Linked DNA regions of Homo sapiens: region 2 is linked to region 1. Evidence: read pairs that join two places in POLR2A ChIA-PET (ENCODE). Cell type or tissue: MCF 10A. All regions are shown on one strand. Each heading gives the region's core, and the rest is flanking DNA. Links, peaks and the distances in the headings are about the cores only.

Region 1 (2,933 bases), core at 190-2,689:
TTAAAGATCATGAAAACTGAAGTACATGAAGTACAAAGTGGCAAATTGGGTCATTTCCTTTACAACATGATTCTATACTGTCATTTGAACACATATAAAATAACACTGAGGAACTGAAGTGAAACATGTCACAAATATTACAGTTGCCATGTGTGCTTTCAAGTGTGTCTTCTAGAATTGACTTGCCATCCCAAGACTTCATTACGGGGAGAACTATAGTTATTTTACAGACTAAAAACTTTTCCCATTTGAAATACTACAGAATTTTAAGGCCAATATACTGTGGGTTCATTTCTCTTAACCTGCAGGGTCGAATGCAATGCTTTACTCAAAATCCATTAAGCTTCCAGTTCAAATCTTAACCCGACCTTATAACCTTCTGCATGGAAGTTTTTCCCATCAGTTTAAGCTGACAGGATCACTTTGACTCCTGATGGAAAGGTTTCAGTATACCCGTGTGCATTCAGACTGGCATGAGTTACTCTACCAAATGCAGAAGATCTATAATCCAGCTTGTATACTGTAGTAAAGCAAAATCGGGTGTTGTCACTACCAGCTCTCCAAACAAGATTTTTTGGAGTTTCAATTTTCTCATTAACCTTCTTGCATACAAAACTTTCAAGTTCAGTGCCATCATTCACATGAGATTACAGCTAGAGGTGTGCAGCTTTGTGAACCAGGGTGAAATGATTCTCTGATAGTTTGGATTTGCTTGTGTCAGAAATCATCTGACAGCCATCAAGGCAAAGTTCGAAGGCCAGCAGAGCCCAACCATAAAGCGTTGGTCTAGAAAAATCTCCAGCAGTAGTACTGCCAAGTAATACTGCCAAGACTTACTTATTCACATGTAGAGGAAGCCTTCAATTTTCCGCATTTAGAACAAATATCATTTCAAAAGTCACTTGCAGTTGGCATTTCAGTCAATTGTTTTTCCAAAGCTATTTCTGTCCCATGAACATTATCTTTGTTTCATTTTTGGATAAAGGTAACTTTATTCTGTCAATGACAGGTTAGCTATTTGGCAGCTTTTAGCTGGATCATACTTGGTGAGAAGAAGCCCATATTATTGGACTGTACATAGAACCCATTCCTGCCTCTGACTTTGGAGTCATTGCACAGGGTTGGCTGAGACTGGCACACACCAGACAGATGAGTCATATTTCTTACTTGTTGATGAATACCTCTTTTGCTGACAGTCCTCTCTAGTGTGTGCTGATATGAGACACAAAGATCCACAGACTTTCTGCTGACCTACATAAGTCTATCTTTATGCCTCTTCCTGAAACCACTTTGGCTCTGATTTTCCATCTTGTTATTTGCAGGCTCCAGTTAGACCTGCCAGTTGATTAAATACTGCTTAGGAGTCTGTATACACATTTATGTCAGGTTAATTCCCTTTTCATACAAAGTTGATGAGCATATGTGCCGTTTCTTACCAACTGATGGCACTTCACTTAGCTTTGTCCTTTGGAGACGATCAGCACTGTCTTCGAGGGACCCCCATGTGTGGAGCTGTAGTGCTGCAGCAGTCCAACATATTAGGCTGATTCATGCAATAACCAGACCTGAGAATTTTCCCGTTTTGAAGCTGATTAAAGGGACCCATCCCCAAAAGGTCATTGCTATAAGTTGAGTGAGAGGCAAAAAATGCAGCAAAGGTAGGTGATTTGAGGCAGTGAGCTATCGATTCACATACTTATACCCTCTGGACCAGCAAGCTTGGACCTAATTTCAAGTCTACTATTTCCATCATAAAATGGATTTGTACTCCTCATAACTTGGTAGATAGGATAATACCCAGATAATGATGCAGTGCTCTGTTTTCATGGTTACTTGACCTCAGACAGAGCTCAATAGCATACAAGTAGCTAATTTTCAAATGGTGAGTAGTTCTTTGGGACAGAAAGCCTATTCTCCCTCTAGATTCTAGGGATCCATACTGATATTTCGTATAACATTATGCTGGTGATTTCTTGTAGAATTCCTACTTACCTATCTTTAGCTATCAAGGATATCTTTGATTTTGTTAGGATTTCCAAGTGGGAGGGAAGGTTACTCTGCAGGCTGGACCTGCCCCAGAGCCCTTTCTTCCTCAGAGTTTCATTCAAAATAGGTAGTCTTCACAGTCATATAATGAATAGGTCAGAGAGCCACTTTCAATTATAGAATATACTTCCCTAAAATCCAAAGAGGTCCAAAAAGCACTGTGCCTCTTTCTTAGTGGTAGAAGATTCAAGATCCAATAACTTTCATTTACTTGGCATGCTCCAGATCATTTTATCCCTAAAAAAAACTCAAGTTGATATGGCAGGCCCTAGATTGCTATAGGGTTTATCTCTACAACAGTCTGCCATTATCTTGTCAGCATACTCACAGTACTTGGAATTTCTTGTCTACCATGTCAAATTAGCCTAATGTCATCAATATAGTTGGTCAGCATGATTTTCTGCAAAACATAAATAGTAAAGTTTTCTAGACTATATAGTGACAAAGAGAAGGACAATTAACATAGCTTTTAGACATAGACAACAATGTGACTGTTGATCTTTCCATATAAGTGTAAACTATTTCTGATCATTTTTACTGATTTATTAGATCAAATGTCACACACCAAGGGTAAAATGCTATGTTAATATAATCCAGAGAAGATGTTACATAAGGCACAGCAACTGCAGTTGGGGCTAACACTTTATGAAGTTTAGGGTAATCCATTATCCTCTTTCACATCCGTTTGACTTCTCTTGCCATGAAATAGAAGGAATGTACATTGATACAATGAGGAAAACCATCCCTGTTAATTCTTTGAGGGTTGTGCCAAACTCTGTAATTCCTCCTGGCATGTAGTTTTGCTTCCGATTTACTATCTTGAGTGGGAACAAGGGGGAGGGATATTTTACGGGCTTCCAGTTGAATATTTTTACTATCATAGTAGC
Region 2 (2,933 bases), core at 322-2,821, 56 kb before region 1:
AAAAGAGTAGGAAAAAAACACTCACAATTTAAGCATCCAGAGAACACTTTTAATTTTTGTCAGGTAGAGACTGCCAGTTAAAAAGAAGATTAAGCATGTAGACATTTTAAGATCCCACATATGTCACTGAACTAGTTGTGTCATCTTGTGCAAATTATATGGTTTCCCAAAGCCTCAGTTTATTTGTAAAGCAAAATAACAATGCATGAGATTGCTGTGAGAATCAAGTGAATCATACACATAAATTTCTTAAACAAATACTTGACACGTACTACTCAATGGATGTTAGCTACGTGTTTATGAATGTGCGTGTTTTGTATGGATACATAGCTCACAGGGAAAAGTGAGGGGATCATATTGTGGGGATGAACTAAAAATATATTTTTGTTTTTACATTAAACTGAAAACATATTTTTACTTTTATATTCATGAAGACAAAGCATTAGCAACGTTTTCTGTAAAAAGCCAGATAGTAAATATTTCAGACTTTAAGTGCCACCTGGTCTGTATTACAGCTACTCAACTCTGTCATTGTAACACAAAAAGAGAAATTGATAACACTTAAATGTATTGGCATGGCTGTTTTTCAATAAAACTTTATTTGTAAACACCAGCAATGGTTCAGATTTGGTCCACATGTTGTAGTGTGCTGATTTCTGATCAAGAACATGGTATTTTCCTGTTTAAAATTACAGTATTTGTAACATATTTAGCTAACATCCAAGTTTTGGACATGAAGTATTTGCACATAAACTGTACACATACTCCCATATACATTAAATCATCTCTAGATTACTTATAATACTTAATACAATGTAAATGCTAAGTAGATAGATCTTATACTGCAATTGTTTACATTACTTGTGTTACAGTGTTGTTTTCATTTATTTTTAAAAATATTTTTTATTCACAGTTGATTGAATGCATGGATGAAGAATGCATAGATATGGAGGGCTGACAGTGTTGATAATTTTTCTTTTTTAATTTTAGGTTTGAGGATACATGTGAAAGTTTGTTACACAAATAAACGTGTCATCGGAGGGGGGTTGTTGTACACATGATTACATCATCCAGGTATTAAGCTCAGTACCCAATAGTTATCTTTTCTGCTCCTCTCGCTTCTCCCAGCCTCCTCCCTCAAGTAGACCACAGTGTCTAATGTTTCCTTCTTTGTGTTCATAAGTTCTTTTCATTAGCTCCCACTTAAAGTGAGAACATGCTGTATTTGGTTTTCTGTTCCTGTGTTAGTTTGCTAAGGATGATAACCTCCAGCTCCATCCATGTTCCCACAAAAGATATGATCTTGTTCTTTTTTATGGCTGCATAATATTCCATGGTGTATATGTACCACATTTTCTTTATCCATTCTGTCATTGATGAGCATTTAGGTTGATTCAACTTCTTTGTTATTGTAAATAGTGCTGCAATAAACATACATGTGTTTATGGTAGAATGCATTATATTCCTCTGTATATACCCAATAATGGGACTGCTGGGTCAAATGGCAGTTCTGCTTTTAGCTCTTTGAGGAATCATCATACTGCTTTTCGCAATGGTTGACCTAATTTACACTCCTACCAACAGCGCATAAGGATTATCGTTTTTCTGCACCCTCACCAGCAACTGTTATTTTTTGACCATTTAAAAATAGCCATTCTGACTAGCGTGAGATGATATCTCATTGTGATTTTCATTTGCATTTCTCTAATGATCAGTGATATTGAGCTTTTTTCTTCATAAACTTATTGGCCACATGTATGTCTTCTTTTGCGAAGTGTTTGTTCATGTCCTTTGCCCACTTTTTTATGGGGTTGTTTGCTTTTTTATTGTAAATTTGCTTAAGTTCTTATAGATGCTGGATATTAGACCTTTGTCAGATGCATAGTTTGCAAATATTTTCTCCCATTCTGTAGGTTGTCTGTTTACCCTGTTGATAGTTTATTTCTTTTGCTGTGAAGAAGCCCTTTAGTTTAATTATACCCCATTTGTCAGTATTTGGTTTTGTTGTGATTGCTTTTGGTGTCTTTGTCAGGAAACCTTTGCCCATTCCTACGTCCAAGATGGTATTGCCTAGGTTGTCTCATAGGGTTTTATAGTTTTGGTTTTACATTTAAGCCTTTAATCCATCTTGAGTTGATTTCTGTATATGGTGTAAGGAAGGAGTCCAACTTCAATTTTCTGCCTATGCCTGAACAGATCAATAATAAGCCCCCAAATTGAATCAGTAATAAATAGCCTACCAACCAAAAAAAGCACAGGACCTGATGGATTCACAGCTGAATTCTACCATATGTACAAAGAAGAGCTGGTACCATTCCTACGGAAACTATTACAAAAAATTGAGGAGGAGGGACTTCTTTGCAACTCAGTATATGAGGCCAGCATCACCTTGATACCAAAAGCTGGCAGAGACACAATAAAAAAGAAAATTTCAGGCCAATGTTCTTGATGAACATCAATGCAAAACTCCTCAACAAAATACTTGCAAACCAAATCCAACAGCACATCAAAAAGCTAATCCATCATAATCAAGTAGGCTTCATTCCCTGGATGCAAGGTTGGTTCAACATATGAAAATCAATAAATGTGATTTTTTATTTCAAATTTAAATGCCATTTTTAAAGCAAATAATTTGTTATCTTTTAATAAAAATGGCTTTATTTTAAATTATTATTGAAATTGTTCCCATTAAATTATAAATTAAAAATAGCAGAAAGAAATGAAAAAGTTATCTGTAAGTCCACTTTTCTACGATAACTCTCTGGAAAGTGTTGTCTTAGAAAGCATGTCTTTTTCTTAAGTCATTTCTAAATCAATTCCTAGAACAGTGCCTGGAACATGGTATCCAATGAAATCCATCAGAGGGATAAAAAACATTAATTCTAGTGATCATTCTTTTGTATATTCCTCAATACACAAATATATACACATAA

Evidence for each region. ChIA-PET counts read pairs that join two places held together with the same protein. Peaks named below come from ENCODE experiments on the same cell type or tissue, not always from the same donor. Only the 100,000 strongest peaks of a DNase experiment are listed, where the experiment ranks them.
Region 2: POLR2A ChIA-PET joins it to region 1 with 5 read pairs; 3 of 35 experiments call an interaction of 5 or more read pairs at or near these places.

Annotation. Positions count from the first base shown.
Region 1 is chr7:81,189,418-81,192,350 of GRCh38, reverse strand. It overlaps the pseudogene LOC100420647. Among named protein-coding and RNA genes, the nearest start is that of SEMA3C, 270 kb to the right of the region's middle. In MCF 10A, for the core only: no CTCF peak of the experiment used is centred there; a DNase peak (open chromatin) is centred at 1,140.
Region 2 is chr7:81,245,936-81,248,868 of GRCh38, reverse strand. No RefSeq gene overlaps it. Among named protein-coding and RNA genes, the nearest start is that of SEMA3C, 330 kb to the right of the region's middle. In MCF 10A, for the core only: no CTCF peak of the experiment used is centred there; no DNase peak of the experiment used is centred there.